Regions from separate parts of the Homo sapiens genome. Here region 1 is linked to region 2. Evidence: chromatin loops called from intact Hi-C (ENCODE). Cell type or tissue: testis. All regions are shown on one strand.

What was found. Hi-C counts contacts between places; a loop is a spot of excess contacts. Peaks named below come from ENCODE experiments on the same cell type or tissue, not always from the same donor. Only the 100,000 strongest peaks of a DNase experiment are listed, where the experiment ranks them.
Region 1: it touches region 2 in a loop (2.3-fold over the local background); 3 of 110 quality-filtered maps call a loop at or near these places.

Annotation. Positions count from the first base shown.
Region 1 is chr22:27,381,695-27,389,694 of GRCh38, reverse strand. No RefSeq gene overlaps it. Among named protein-coding and RNA genes, the nearest start is that of LINC02554, 75 kb to the right of the region's middle. In testis, no CTCF peak of the experiment used is centred here; no DNase peak of the experiment used is centred here.
Region 2 is chr22:26,763,922-26,771,921 of GRCh38, reverse strand. The region is part of intron 2 of MIATNB (MIAT neighbor); the gene reads right to left. Among named protein-coding and RNA genes, the nearest start is that of MIATNB, 95 kb to the right of the region's middle. In testis, no CTCF peak of the experiment used is centred here; DNase peaks (open chromatin) are centred at 4,931 and 7,711.

The sequences.
Region 1 (8,000 bases), 620 kb before region 2:
CTGGAAACACACACACACACACACACACACACACACACACACACACACTGCCTGCACTCCAAATCTGACAAATGCTTTTTCTTTTCTTTTCTTTTCTTTTCTTTTTAATGCCCCCTCCTTTCTTCTGTGCACTCTTTGTGCGACTTGGGGGAAAACCATTTCTCTCGAGCAAATCTTAACTCGGGAGAGAAGAATTACAGGCTTTGCAAACTGTCACACTTTCCCCAGGAAACGGGGAAAGGTGATTTGGTTTGAAATAAATCCATTCGTGGTTAACATTTTAAAGCAAAGGGAAAAAAGGGAAAAAAAAATCACCAGGCATCTAGACCTGGGGATATTTCAGCCTAGGAGATTTGGTGACAGCTGAACCGGTGGAAGATGAAGAGCACCGCAGCCTGAGCTGGGGAGACCTGGGAGTGTGGAGGGGTCAGGTACCTAGCGAGTGACTTCATTAGGGGAGGGCGCGGTCTGTGGTTAAGAGCTTGAGTTTGGAATAGATGGCTTAGGGTTGGCGGAGTCTGAAAGGAAGCCACGATCCTATAGTCAGAGACTCTCACCGAAGGCATCCTGGAATTTAGAATTATTGCTGGAGGTTAGAGCAGCCTCTCATGGAGGTCACCCTGTAGAATCATGCCTGGAAGCTACAGCTTGGGATCCAGGTGGACCTGCGTTTAAATCCTGCCTCTGCCAAGTTTGAGGTGTGTGACTGGGGCACACCACCTGTTCTCTCTGAGCCCATTCATCTCTACAATGGGGATGATACTAATGAGGATTGAATAGAATGATGGCGTAGGTGTGATGCCATGAGCTCTGCTATACCCCCACTGTGATGGGAAATGAAGGCTCAGAGAGGCCAAGTCACCTGCCGAAGACCACACAGGTTCATGCAGGGAGATGATCACACCATTCCACTGATGCTTCTGATTCCATCTGGGGTTTGGGATTCTGCAAACTCAAAGGGGGAGCCTCAAGACTACCTGGGAAGGGGTGTGAGAGAGAGGCCCAGATGGGAGAGGGCAGAGGGCGGGTGGATGTGGAGAACAGGTCTCTGTGCTCCCTGAAGGGGCAGGGAGAAACCTCTGTGGTTTCCTTTGCTGAAAGCACTTGGTGGGGTGAGGGGAGGTAGCACTAGGGAGGGACAGGTATTCCCTTCCTGTCTCTGTTCAGAGAGGAATGTCATGTACAAGAGCATTTTGTGTGTGTGGTGGGGGGGGTGGTTCTTTGAGCTTCATTGAGGCCTATGGGATTGGAGCCCCAGGTCTCAGAGGCAACGCCATCCATAAGCATGGCCTGGAGGGAGGCACCTGCCAGCCCCTTTGTGACCCCCTCCCTGCCTCTCTCCCTCGCATCCAGGCAAGCATCACTTCTTGCTGTCTGTGGTTCTTGGTGAGCTGATCAGGGGACTTCCCCAATTTTAGCACTGAAAGTCCCACATCCCATGAGACCCTTTCGGTCCCTGTGGCAAGTTGGTCACCAGTGTCTTGGCCTTTTTCTGTTTCTCTGCCTCTCTGTCTGTGTCTGTCTGTCTCCTTCCACCCTTTCTCCTTCTTTCTCTTATGGGTTCCTCTGCCCCCCTGGCCAACAAAGCACTATTTTCCACCTCCTGAGGTGGCGGGAGCGTGGGGCAGTGCTCAAGACAGCCATGTCAAGCGACAGAACTCAGAGGGGGGAAGAGAGGAAGCCAGGTGAAGGGGTTGTCTGGTAGGAAGAAGGGGCTTGCCTTGGGGGAAGGGGCTGCATTCTCCACCCCACAGAGAGACTCTCTAAATGCTCCTGGTCTTCTGCACGTGGGCCTGCTTTCTCATACATTTTTTTTTTCTATACTGAGCTCAGGGAGAGGCGGGGTGTGTGTGTGTTTATGCACGTGCACTCGTGTTGCCTGTGAGCGTGTGTGTGTGCTTGTGTGCATGCCTGTACAGGCTCACCGTGGAAGGGCCTGGAAAAAGAGAGCTTTCCTGGGTGGGTAGGGAGCCTGACCCTCTCCTGCCAGAGGCTGTCTAGTGCTACAAACCTCTCCTGGACTGTGGCCTTTTGGGGAGTTGGGGCAGGAGACACTAAAAGATAGGGAAAGCAGGATTCAGGGGTAGGGTGGGGGGTGGGGGGTGGGGTGGGAGCTTCCCTGCCCCTGAGAGTCCTCTTGGGTAACCCCTTGTCATATGTGGCCAATGAGCACGTGGCATCTGGCTGGTGGTACCTACCTGAGGAACTGAATGTTAAATTAACCCATTTCTTCTTTGCCCCAAGAACACTGTGCTGGCGGCAAGCTGCACTTTTTTCCTAAATGGAAAATGGGTTACATTTAATTTTAGTGATTTAAATTTTAAAATGCAGTTATTGGGAAACGTTTAAGTATGTTTGGAATCACTGATCCACATGCATCCACATTTTCAACCATAGTATCCGAATAGAGATGTGTTATAAAATACACACTGGATTTCAAAGCCTCAGTACCAAGAATGAATGTCAACTCCCTGAATTCAACATTTTTAACACTGATTGATTGCATATTGGAATGATGGTATTTCTGTTAAGTTGGGTTAAATAAAACATATTATTGAGACTAATTTCATGGTTTCTTTTTACTTTTTAAAAGCACGGTTTCTACAAAATTACAAGTGACACAGGTGGCTCCTATTCTGTTCCTCCTGTCCCTGTCACCGAGGAAATAATCCATCAGCCTCACTGCACTGAGACGTGAAGCCACCTTGTCTGCAGTTGTTTTTATCCTCTTCATTGTTCTTTTATTGTAGGAATAAAAAGTTCCACCCCACTGAAATGAACAATTTTTAGAATGGGAGATTAACGAAACCTGGGTTGGTAATGTCGGTTTCAAAGGCCCCCCTCCTCAAACTGTATTTCTTGTCTACTCTGGGTTGTGGGGGCAGGTGGCAGAGAATGAGGTCTGTCTGGACTGGGAGTCATTTTTCAGATTTTGAGGGCTTGAGAGTCTTTCTTCTTCTTGCTGCTGCTGGCTGGAGCTTCATCCTCAAAGAACTGGTTGCGTGAGATGCCAGATAGAGAAAGAGACCCGCCTCTTGGTTCCCCCAGGCTGATGTGGTTTTGCTAGGACCACTGTAGTACCCTGAGGAAGATGAAGAAGTTGGCCCAGGACCCAGATAGATACCTGTGGCCAGGCGGGAAGCTGATGTGTAGATCCACAAATATGCTCTGAGTGTCTTCAATGTGCCAGGCTATGGATGGATAGACACCAGCCCTGCCCTCAGGGATTCCAGCCCTGTGGGAGACAGACGCTGAACAAGAACAAACACATGCACTGCTAAGAGACACCGTGCTTGTTGGTTCCATGCATTACCTCATCTAATCGTCATGTCAGTTCTATGAGGCGAGGCTTACTGCTCACCTTATTTCACAGACGAGCCTGAGGTCAGAGAGCTGGGAAGCCTTGGCCAGGGCATGCGCATTGAAGCTGGGGCTCCAAAGTCAGCTAATCCCCTCTCCTGGGCTGCCTCCTGAGTGCTCCTAAAGGGGTGTGGGTTACAGGTGGCCCACCTGCCCTCTGTGGCTTGCTCCTTCTAGGCCAGTTCCCTCTCCCAGCTTTCCTTCACAGCACTCTCTGAATCCGTCATCCCTGCTTTTAGTGAAAACCCTCAGTGAACCAACGTATATTTTTAGCCTGCACCACCTCTTGGGATAATGAGGCTCATACGTTGACTTCCCACTGAGTAAAGCACTCTAGCACTTTAATTTTTCCTAAAATGGCTTTGAGCGTCCCCAGGAGATGCAGGTGAGAGGAGAGAAGTTACTTGTCTTCCCCCCAATCCGGCTCCCTGTCACGGAGACCGTGTCTCTCTGAGGGGTGGCCGGTGACGATGGGCTGGCCTTGCAATGGAGCCACTTAGATAGGAGTCTGTGCCTTCTCCTTGAGTCCGGGATTTGAGGCTGCGGCAAGAGACTTCCAGCTTGGCCAGTCTGGATTTGCCCGTCTGTAAACGGGGAACAGGAACACAGGTCCTGCAGGGTGTGGGGACTCCATCAAGGGCTTGGGTGTAGAGAAGGAAGCCTTCCTGGCCATCTCAGCTTTGGCATGGCTGCGCTTCACGGATACACGTGGTGGTGGGAAGGGGGTGGATGGAAGAGGAGCATAATGTATAGATCTCCAGTATAAAACACATAGGATGTCAGCCAACATTCTTGCTGTGGCCCTGACACCTCTCTGTCCTCATTCTTTCTCCCTCCCTCTGCTCCAGTGCCCCTGGTCTCTTACAAGCCAGGCATACTTCTACCTCAGGGCCTTTGCACTGAGAACCCCTGCCTGAAACACTCTTTCTCCAGTTACCTGCACAATCACCTCCCTCTTCTCCTTCTAGTTGCTGCTCAAATGTCCCCTTCTCAGGGACACACCTCCAGACCACGTTGAAAATCGCAATCCTGTCCCTGCATTTTCCCGTTTGCCATTTTTTTAATGTATCACCTTCTATCAAACTCTATAATTTATTTATGATGTTAATTTTGTTTATTTTTGCCTGCTTCTTCAAGAGCAGGGATTTTTTTATGGGTCTTGTTCCCCGCTATGTCCTCAGCACCCAGCACTCTGCCTGACACACACCAGGTGCTCAATACACATGTGTGTAATCTGTGCTTTGTCTTCCCAAAGTCTTCTTGACAGGTTGATAAATATTATTATGTGGCTGGGTGCAGTGGCTCATGCCTGTAATCCCAGCACTTTGGGAGGCCGAGGCAGGAGGATCACTTGAGCTCAGGAGTTTGAGACCAGCCTGGACAACACAGGAAGACCCTGTCTCTACAAATAAATGTGAAAAATATTAGCCAAGAGTGGTTGTGCCCGCCTGGAGTCCCAGCAACTCAGGAGGCTAAAGCGAGAGGATCCCTTGAGTCTAGCAGGTGGTGGTTCCAGTGAGCTGAGAGCATAGGTGACAGAGTGAGACCCTGTCTCAAAAAAAAAAAGTTATGCAGCCGAACAACAATAACAATACAATCTTGGAGGGGATGTTTATGCTCAAACACATTTAATAATAAACTAATTTTTTTCAGGAGGGCATTATTTTGGGCTGGGTGAATCAGATGCACATCCAGGAAATAGAGGCTGGGAAAAAACAATCTAGACCAATCTGCCCATTTCACAGCTCAGGAAACTGAGGGTATTGGTCTCGGACTCTTGACGCAGATCTCTGACTTCTAGGACAGCTTTGCCTTGTCCTACATATATACTCCGTCTCTCAGTCCCAGGTCCCCATTCAATAGGGGCTTCTTTAAGACATCACGTGGTTGACCAAGGACTTCAGGAGAAGAGGGATCCTTTTCTCTGCCAGGAAGTATGCAGGGGTGCCGGGGCAAGTGTGGAAGAGACATGGATTTGAGCATGGCTTACTTTTATTAGTCTGTGGCCCAGATTCAGAGCCATTATAAATATTTAAGAAAGCTGTGTATTTTTCCATGCACAAAACGGAATGGCCTTTGATCAGAAATGTCTAATTTTAGTGAAAATGATCATAACATTGCCAGTCATTTGATATGTGCTGACCAATGCTCAGGTTAGAAGCAAGGAAGAACCTTATACCTTGATTTTGCCCTAATTGCCCCACCATGGCCTTTCAAGGCTTGATTAGGCCCATTTTACAGATGAGAAAACTGAGGCTCTGAGAAGGGAGTAATTCGTCCAAAGTCACAAGGCTGATGAATGCAGGAACCAGTTTTCAGCTCCAGACTGAGCCTTTTACCTCTATGCTCTGTGTGGAAAGGGGCTAAGTGGTGGGGAAAACATCATAATTTCTTTCCTTTTATTTTATTTATTTTTTGAGGCAGAGTCTTACTTTATCGCCAAGGCTGGAGTGCAGTGGCATGATCTTGGCTCAATGCAACCTCCACCTCCTAGGTTCAAGTGATTCTCCTGCCTCAGTCTCCCGAGTAGCTGGGACTACAGTCGCCTGCCACCACGCCCGGCTAATTTCTTGTATTTTTAGTAGAGACAGGTTTTCACCGTGTTAGCCAGGATGGTCTCGAACTCCTGACCTCGTGATCCGGCTGCCTCGGCCTCCCAAAGTGCTGGGATTAAAGGCGTGAGTCACTGCGCCCAGCCCCCATAATTTATTATAAGGAATAAAAAGGATGGACTACATAGGGAAAAAAACATCACAAAACCAAACAGAAGAGATGTCTTAATTCCCGTTCCCATCAATGCAACTAGAGGGTATTTTATTGTTTTGTTGTTTTCAGAGTCGTTTGCATCCTTTTTTTTCTTTTTCTCCTTTTAATACTGGGCATCATATTTGCTGTGTCATGTTATGTCTTGTTCTCTTTTGTCTTTTCAATTACTATTATGTTACAATTATGTTTCCATGTTGTTATTCATTTTTGTCAACATTGGAACGGCTGTGTAATATCCTCTCCTATAGACAAGTCATAATTCATTTTTCATTTCCCCTTGGGTGGATATTTAGGTCGCTGCCCATTTGAGGGCTCATATTTAATGTCACAGGGAGCATCGTTCCTTGTGTGTCGTTTTCTTCAATATCTAGAATGTTCCATAGAAGCTGGGACACAGGTCCGAGGAACGCGTGTTTGTAAAGAGCTTGAGGTGTAGCACCACGTTGCTTCAAAGACGCGCTGCCCTCACCACCAGCAGCAAACGAGGGGGCCCTTCTCACCCATCCTGGTTCAGGTGATGGACACATAACCTGAACAACAGCAGCAACAATGTGCTGTGAGAAAATTAAGTGAAAACGGCATCTCCTCACTTGAATGTCTTTTTCTCTGATTCCCACAAAGCTGAGCTTTTCCCCATATGTTTGTTAACCAGATACATTTCCACTTTTGTAAAGAGTCTGTTTATGGGAAGAATATTCTTAAAGTTAAAATAGAATTTGAAAAATATTCAGAAGCAAGAAATTAAGGTGGAATCTAGAAACCAGGCAACGGACCCTGAGCTTGTCCGTTAAACTCATCAGCTAATCTCACTCCCCTCTGTGGACGCAAAAGGCACTGATGCCCTGTGGGCAGGGGGTGGGCAGTGGGTGGGTACTGGGTCGGAGGTTGAGCTGGGGAGACTCAAATGTGGGGAGGGGTTCCCACACACAGATGGACCTTGGGTTGGGGCTGAGAGGGTGAGCTCATCAAGGGATGAGACCCACCTGTCATCCGGAACTCAGACCGCTCCCCATTCCAGTACAGAGCCAGGCAATTATGTTTCACTGTGCTCTGGGCTGGGACGAGGCTCGCCCAGGGGCTGGGAGGGATGGGTACAAGACAGTCTCTGACCCAGCCTGGGGTTGGGGGAAGGCAGCTGTCTGGGGAGGCACTGTCTCCTGGCTTCCCCACAGCAGGTGCTCCTGGCTACCACCATCACCTGTTGGGATGGGACCAGAGCCTTCCCCACTGGCCTCCTTTGGCCATTCTAGCACCTCTAGAGTCCAGCCTCAGTCAGTCAGTCCAATACAGCAGCCACATACTCTGTGATGGATCCTGTCACTCCCCTACAGGGGGAGTCTGCCTTCTACCCTAAAGGAATCCAGCCTCCTTCACTCTGCCCTCTTGCGTTCTCCAGCCTCATCTCCTACCCTACCTCCCATCTCATGCATTTCCAGGAACACCCACTTTTCTGTTCCTGAAACCCACTCAGTGCACTTTGCACATGCTGTTCCCTGTGTTTGGAATGCTCTTCCCCAGATCTGCACAGGGCTGAATGTCACCACCTCAAGGAGGCTGCCCTGATTGCTGCTCACATTCTCCCTCTTGAGACCCTGTTTCTTTTCTTCCTGGCACTGGACTGCCTCGGAAATGTCCTTGGAGCCTCTGCCTGCCACTGATTCTTCACTTTGATTGCCTGTAGGATCCTCCTGGGAGCTTTTAAAAATACTGATGGCCGGGCCCCACCCCAGACTAATTAAATCAGGACCTCTGAGAGGTGCATGGGGGCCTGGGTTACGCTTTAAAAGCTCCCCTGGGGATTCTAATGTGCAGCCAGGGCCAAGACCACGGATGTTTGAGATGCTTATTTATTGCTCAGTTATTGACTTGTCCCA
Region 2 (8,000 bases):
TTGCGCGATCTCAGCTCACTGCAGCATCCGCCTCCTGGGTTCAAGTGATTCTCCTGCCTCAGCCTCCCAAGTAGCTGGGATAATAGGCGTCTGCCACCATGCCCGGCTAATCTTTTGTGTTTTTAGTAGAGACAGGGTTTCACCATGTTGGCCAGACTGGTCTTGAACTCCTGACCTCAGGTGAGCCATCCACCTTGGCCTCCAAAAGTGATGGGATTACAAGCGTAAGCCACCGCGCCTGGGCAAGACGACCCTTTAAGAAAGACCTTAGAAAGGAATTTCGTACCTCTCCCCGACTCTTCTGCCCTTTCTAGTAACCATTTTTTCCAGCCCTCAACCAGAGAAAAATAAACTGAGATCCTTATTTGGTCACTATAAAATATATATATAAAATACATATTGTGCCACATTTCAGTTATGCACAGGGTTACTGTACCACAAAATCGGCACCCTCTTGCCTGATTCTCTCTAAGCAGAGTTTTATCCCTGGGGAATCTCTGGCCATCCCCACTGGTCTTTATTTGCTTGATATACCTGGTAGGGTACACGCATTTAGGACCCCTCGCAGGATCTGGCCATCCTTCTCTCCCTACAGGCAATCCTGAGCACACAGGTCCCAAGATTTATATTTACACTGGGAAATCAGAAACCTCACTTGAACCTGGAGCTGAAGAATAAAGAATACTTTCTTCCTCATTTGATTGTTATTTGTCAGGCATCGAACCTTTGTCAGCCCCAAACCCTGCAGGGATGGGGAGATAAATGGCAGATCAGAATTAGGCATTCCAGAATCACCTTCCCATTGCTAACAAAACTTACTCCCAGTTGCTGCTGGAAACTCCCGTTGCTGACAACAATTAGCCCCAGTTGCTACTGGAAAGCGCTGATGCCCAGAGAAGTAAAGCAACTAGCCTAGTGTCACACAGCTAATAAGCGGTAATAGCCCAGATTTAGTCCTGCCAATCCCATTTCTGAGTCTACTCACTTCATTACTGCACTACTGTTTTTTTTGTTTTGTTTTGTTTTTGTATGACAGATAGTGGTTTGGAGGCTGTGAGGAAATTGTGTAACCCTTCTGGGTTGGAATTTTCCTCTCTGTCAAGTAAGAGAGACATTTTCAAGGTTGCTCTGGGTAACAACACCCTGAAATCTCAAGACGATGAATTCCTTGATACAAATGTCAACACCCCTGTCTGCTCCCTACACAGCCTGGCATATGGTAGGAGCTTAATGAATGTTCCACTTATGACCAGACTCTCTCCCTTACCCTCAGTGGGCATGAGTCTGCCTTTGTTGCTAATTCTGCACTTGACTCGTAAAAGCATCAAAGGCAGGGAGGAAGGATAAGAGGGGAAAAGGGAGGATTATTCCCACTTTATTTTTAGTTTAAATAATAGAGATAAAGAGGGAAAGACTGAGATAAGGGGGTCATCTTTCCCTCCCCCCTTTTAAAGAAACCTTAATTTCTTTTTTTTTGTACTTTTTTTATTATTATACTCTAAGTTTTAGGGTACATGTGCACAACGTGCAGGTTTGTTACATATGTATACATGTGCCATGTTGGTGTGCTGCACCCATTTACTCGTCATTTAGCATTAGGTATATCTCCTAATGCTATCCCTTCCCCCTCCCCCCACCCCACAACAGGCCCCGGTGTGTGATGTTCTCCTTCCTGTGTCCATGTGTTCTCATTGTTCAATTCCCACCTATGAGTGAGAACATGCAGTGTTTGGTTTTTTGTCCTTGCGATAGTTTGCTGAGAATGATGGAAGAAATCTTAATTTCTGCAGAGGCAAGTCCTTTGACTTTCCACCTGTGACTTCCCATTTCTAATCTGCAAAATGGGTACCTAGCACCTACCCTCCTTACTTTGCTAAACACATTCAACCATGACCTTCAAATGATACCTTGCCACTTCTACACTGAGGAGCCTTGGAAGGGCAAGGCATTCTGCTTCTCAAGCTTCACTCTCCTCTCCTATAGCATGGACCTCATGTTCATGCTCACACCTACCTCACCCTGCCATTAAGAAGATGAAATGACACATAATGGAAAAAAGTCTCTGCAGCCCTCAGCAGGCTGAGCTGATGTGAGCAATGCTGATAGCAAGATTCTGAATGCCCTTCCCCCAAGGACTCAAGATAACCTCCAAAGCACCCACAAGCTCAGTCCCTCATTTTGTCCTCCTAACAACCCCCAAGGCAGCCATCATCACATGCACTTGGCAGGTAAGGAAACCAATGCCTGCAAACTCAAACGGGGCTCCAGCCTCAGCACCATCACCCTTTTGCTAGACAACCCACCCTGCTCTGAGCCTCGGTCTTCCTCACCTGTGCAATGGGGCCAATATCTCTCCTCTGCAGAATTGCTGCAATGTGGTTTCCGGCACATCCTAGGTGCTCACATGCTCTTGCTCTCCCTGGGAGGGTCAGGCCTTGCCTAAGGATACCCCGCACTTGAGTGTGGGGCACCTGGGTCTTGAACGCAGAGCTCCCAAGATCCAGTTCCACCCCCTCTGACTGCAGAAGGCACTGCCCCCACGTTCTCGCTGGGAGTCCCTGGGAAATACTTCCATTGTAATTCCTTGGACTTGAAGCAAAAATTAAAGTTGCTGACAGCCTGCTCACCACCGTGCCGATTCGTAATATTGATGAATCAGGAGCCGGGCCCGGCTCTGGCTGTGGGTACAAGTGCCCAGAATATTCATGAGCCATACTACCATTCCCTGATGGCATCACTTCCTCCTTACGGTGTCATCATTCCACCACACGTCACTTGTTCCAACGTGATCTTCCGATGCCGCCCACACATCCCAGCCTGGGCAGACAGCCCCTCCTGCAGAGAACTAAATTCTAGGCCACAGTGAGGACAATTGGGTTGTCATCAGTGCACGGGGATATCATGGGACAATTACAGGGCCTGGGCTCCCACCAACACCTAGCAGGAGGTCATCTTCATTCTCCAACTTGGAGCTCTGGTCGAAGAAAGCAGCTTCTCATTCAAGCCCATGGAACAAAGCGACAGCTTGGTAACCCCCTCTCCCACCCTCCAAGGCCTGACCTGGACATTTTGGGAATCAGGGACATATTTCTCAATAAATACCCTTATCCCAGAAGGAGGCAGCCTGCCTGTCCTTGCACCCTGCAAAAGCTTGTCTGTGAGATGACATGAGTTGCCGTGTGCTTTTCTGGTTAAACATTTATACTACAGCTTTTGGAGATAAATGATACATACATGTGTCTGCATGATTACGATTAAATATTAAGCAGACACACAGACCTGGTCGGCCTGAAGGAAATGAAACCCGGTGACACAAATGTCAGATCTGAGAGGTGCTGAAGGGGGGATAATTAAGAGCATCAAGGTTGACCCAAGGCCAGTCGGGTCCGAGGCCACCCCAGCAGAAAGCAACCACCTGCCTCCCATCGGTCCCCTAATGAAGCTGAATAGACACACTGGTGGCTTTTGTCTTCTTGCCTTCTTTCCCCTTCTTCCCTCTTTCTTTCTTCACTCTCCAAGGCAAAGCCAGCTTGGGCAGCCTTCCCTACTCGTCTCTGCCGCACCACTCCAAATCTGACTGCATTTTTAAATTGTAGTTGATTAGGTTTTACGAGCTGACTTGCTCGACGTGGCACAAGTCGCAGTATATGTCAGAGGCCTGGCAGAGACTTGAATTGAAATGATTCTAATTACGTGTGATAATTTTTGCATTCTAACATAAAACAATGTTACCCAAAAAAAATCCCATTACAACGGTTAAAAGACAAATCATTTAGCAAGTCCCTTTCTTTATTACTTTATTAGACAATTTACAAGGCAACATTTTGAACATTGGGACCGGGCGATGGCCCAAGTCTATCCAACCGTAAGTTGCACTAAGAAAAGAGAGTTCATCTCTTGTCATTAGTCAGAGAGTCAAATGCAATCACGGGGACTCCAATTGGCTTGTCAGATTAGCCACCGTTTCAAATCATTAGCATGGCAGAGCATTGCAAAATGCAGGGCGCTCCGAAAAGAAGCATTTAGCTGCCACCCAAGATGTTTTAGAATGCTTCCTCCAAGCAGCGTCCAAGTACCCCAGATTCCCTCCCTGAATATCCCCCGTACCCGCCCATCCCCAGCAAATATCCTGCCCCATTCCTCGCAGCTTGGTCATGTGATCTGTTCTAGCCAGTGAAATCAGAGCAGGGGTGACTTGTGTCACTTCTGGGTAGAATCTGCAAGAGATCGTGCATGCTTCTCTGAATCTCTTTTCTCAACTGCCTTCGGACTAGCAATGTCCACTGACCTGAGTTATGGGTAAAAAGTATTTTAAGCAAAGCATCAGCCACTTTTCATCACGTAATGATAAAAGTGTGAGTGATGAACATGTAACTTGAATGAAAAATAAACCTTTGCTTTTTATAGGGTGACTAACCTTCCTGGTTTTTGAAGGTCTGCGGGGGTTCCTGAGATGCATGACTTTCAGTTCTAAAACTGACAGTCCCAAGTAAATTGTTTTGGGGTGCCTGAGACTGAGAGATTTCCTGGAATGCAGGATTCTAGTGCTAAACCTAAGAAAGTCCTGGGCAAACCAAAACAAGTTTTGGTCACCCTCTTGTGTCCGGAATTCGTTCCTTCCGGTGGGTTCTTGGTCTCGCTGACTTCAAGAATGAAGCCGCAAACCCTCGTGGTAAGAGTTACAGTTCATAAAGGCGGCTCTTCTGGAGTTGCTGGTTCCTCCAGGTGGGCTCGTGGTCTCAGTGGCTTCAGGAGTGAAGCCGCAGACCTTCGTGGCGAGTGTTACAGCTCATGAAGGTAGTGCCAACCCCCAGGTGTGCAGCAGCAGAATTTTCTGTGAGGAGCCAAGGAACAAAGCTTCCACACCGTCGGAGGGGACCCAAGCTGGTTGCCGGTGCGGGCTCGGGTGGCCTGCTTTTATTCCCTTATTTGGCCCCACCCACATCCTGCTGATTGGTCCATTTTACAGAATGCTGATTGGTCCGTTTACAGAGTGCTGATTGGTCACTTTTGACAGAGCGCTGATTGGTGTGTTTACAAACCTTTAGCTAGACACAGAGTGCTGACTGGTGCATTTACAATCCTTTAGCTAGACAGAAAAGTTCTCCAAGTCCCCACCTGACCCAGAAGCCCAGCCAGCTTCACCTCTCACTATCTTTGGAAGCCATAGATAATTTTGGAGATGTTTGTTACCTCAGCATAACCTGGACTAAGCTGACTGATACACTCTCACTTTACAAACAAGGGAACCAAAGTTCAGAAAGTCAACAGACTTGGTAAACATAGAGTGGCATGAAGGCAGAATGGAGATTTTGCAATCAAATGAGTGGAGGTTTGGGGAGGTCAAAGCGGGAGGAGCACTTACAGCCTGGAGTTCAAGACCAGCCTGAGTAACATAGTGAGACCCTGTCTCTACAAAAACAAAATTTAGAATTAGCCAGGCATGGTGGTGCATGCCTGTAGTCTCAGTTACTTGGGATGCTGAGGTGGGAGAATCACTTGAGCCCAGGAGTTTGAGATTGCAGTGAGCTTTGATCACACCACCACATTATTCCAGACTGGGCAACAGAGTGAGACCCTGTCTCTAAAAAAGTCAAGGTTTGTTTCCTGGCTCTGCTGATTACTGGCTGTACTACCTTGGGAAAGTGTCACAGACTGGTTCCTGGGAAGCAGATGCTGGGGCAGAGTTTAGCGGGCAGCATGTTTAGTAGGAAGTGTTCTTGGATCAACACCTTTGGAGAAGAGGAAAAAGAAGCAGAGTTGGGAACAGGGAGAAGTTGAGCCATGGTGAAGGTTCAACAAAGGTCTCAGCCAATCCTATGGGGCGCTCTGAAACTGGTTGGCCCTTTGGAGCTGTCTCAAGTTGGGATAAGGAGGTCAGGCCTTTATCCTCTTGCATCTATCAGTCATTGGATATGGGTTGACCCCAGAAGGGAGTGAACTTGGGTGATGCAGTTTTCCTGCGCTGGGGCAGCCCTGAAGAGGGCAATTCTCTCAGCAGTTATAAATAAATCCTTCCAGCCAGGCGCAGTGGCTCACACTGCAGCCCTACCTACTTGGGAGGCTGAAGCAGGAGGATCACTTGAAGCCAGGAGTTCAAGGCTGCGATGAGCTATGATTGCACTACTGCACTTCAGTCTGGGTGACAGAACAAGACCCTGTCTCTAAAAAGAAAGAAAGAGAGAGAAAAAAAATCCTTTCTTCCATTAGATGAGTCTAGGCTGTGCATCACAGCCTTCAATACGGTAAGTTACTCAAACACTGTGAACCCCAATCCTCATCTGCAAAATGGGACGAACAGTTCATGTAGATTGCTAATACTGTGTGGATAATTTGTTGGATACTTACCCTATGCCAGGCCCCAAGTTAAGAGTTTTATATGCACTTTAACACGTGGGGATGAAGGAACTAGAACATGTAAGATTCTTAGAACAGTGTCTGGTACACCATGATATATTGTAATAATTATTAATATTAAAGGTATCCCACTTGTACAATTGCAGCCATCTCCTCACTGGCCTCTGCCTCTGCTCCCAGTTCTTCCCCTCATGGTAGGCAGAGGGATCCCTCAAAAAAGGCAAATGTTACGTCACTCTTCTGCTCTAAACTCTTCTGTAGCTACCTGTTACCTTCTAGATAAAGCTCAAGATCCTTCCCATGACATCAAGGCTTTGCTAATCTCTCCCTGTCTACTCCCCCTGCTTCCAGCCTCATGGCCAGGGACATTTAATGGCTTTCCATTTAACAGCTTTTCCCAGCCATCCGCTCCTCTCTCCCGTGTGGGGAATTCCATCTTGTCTTTCAAGACTCAGCTGAGGCATCATCTCTTTCACGAAGCCATCCCTGACCTCCAGGCAGGTCAGACACTTCCTTGAGACCCCCACAGCCTTCCTGGCATGCTCCAACCATGCTACTTGGATTCTTTTTTATCGACTCATAATAATAGTACATATTTATGGGGCACAAGTGATAGTCTGATGTATGCCTACAATGTATAATGATCAAATCAGAGTAATTGGGATATTGGGGTATCCATCGCCTCCACCATTTATCATTTCTTGTTAGGAGCATTAGTGTTGGGAGCATTTCAACCTTCTCTTCCAGCTATTTTGAAATATACAATAAGTTATTGTTAAGACTAGTCCCCCTACTGTGCTATCGAACACTAGAACTTATTTTTTCTATTTAACTGCATGTTTGGACCCATTAACCAAGCCCTCTCCACTCTGCAACCTGGATTCTGACAATCCATTTGTCAGCTTCTCTTTCCCACTGCACACTGAACTTTATGAGGCTGAAGCAGCAACAGCATTTTTGGATTCCAAGAGAGGCTGTCTTTTTTAAAGCTCCTCATCTCGGGGCCCAACAAAAAATTCATGGTCAGTAAACACTCAGCAGATGAATGAATATTCCGCCCAGCCCTTTACAGGATAAACATGGGAACCAGGAATCACTTCTCCACGTTTCAGTAGAAGCTACCTAGAAATTCAATTTGAAATCCTTGAAAATTGGCTGCAAATTTACTAACCCCTAGAGATGCAGATGAACGAAACCAGGCAAACGACTTCTATTGTCATCAGCAACGGCTGTTGTGTTTTGAACAAGCATGTTTGTAACTGCAGACTAGGCTATGCGCTCTAAGGACTCAGAAGCAAGTAGAACTATCACCTTCTGGTGTCGCTCTTGGCCGTGGCTGGCCACGTGGCCTTGCGAGAGTCACTCCCCACTCGGAACCTCCGATTCTTCCCCTGTAACATGAGGGAGGGAGACAAGCTGAGCTCTAAACACACGGACTTCCCTCTCCAAACAAAACAAACAAACACTGTTTGCACAACTCTTTAGCTCATCAATCTGTGGCTCCTGTTGACTGCTGGGAATGTCTCTGTGGTTCAGTTGCTAGCTCCTCTCCTGGCATCAAGGCTGTCACCATCATGCCACCTTCCTTTCTAGGAACATCCCGGGGTGCCCCTTGCAAGCCAGAAACATAGCAAAGGAGCATC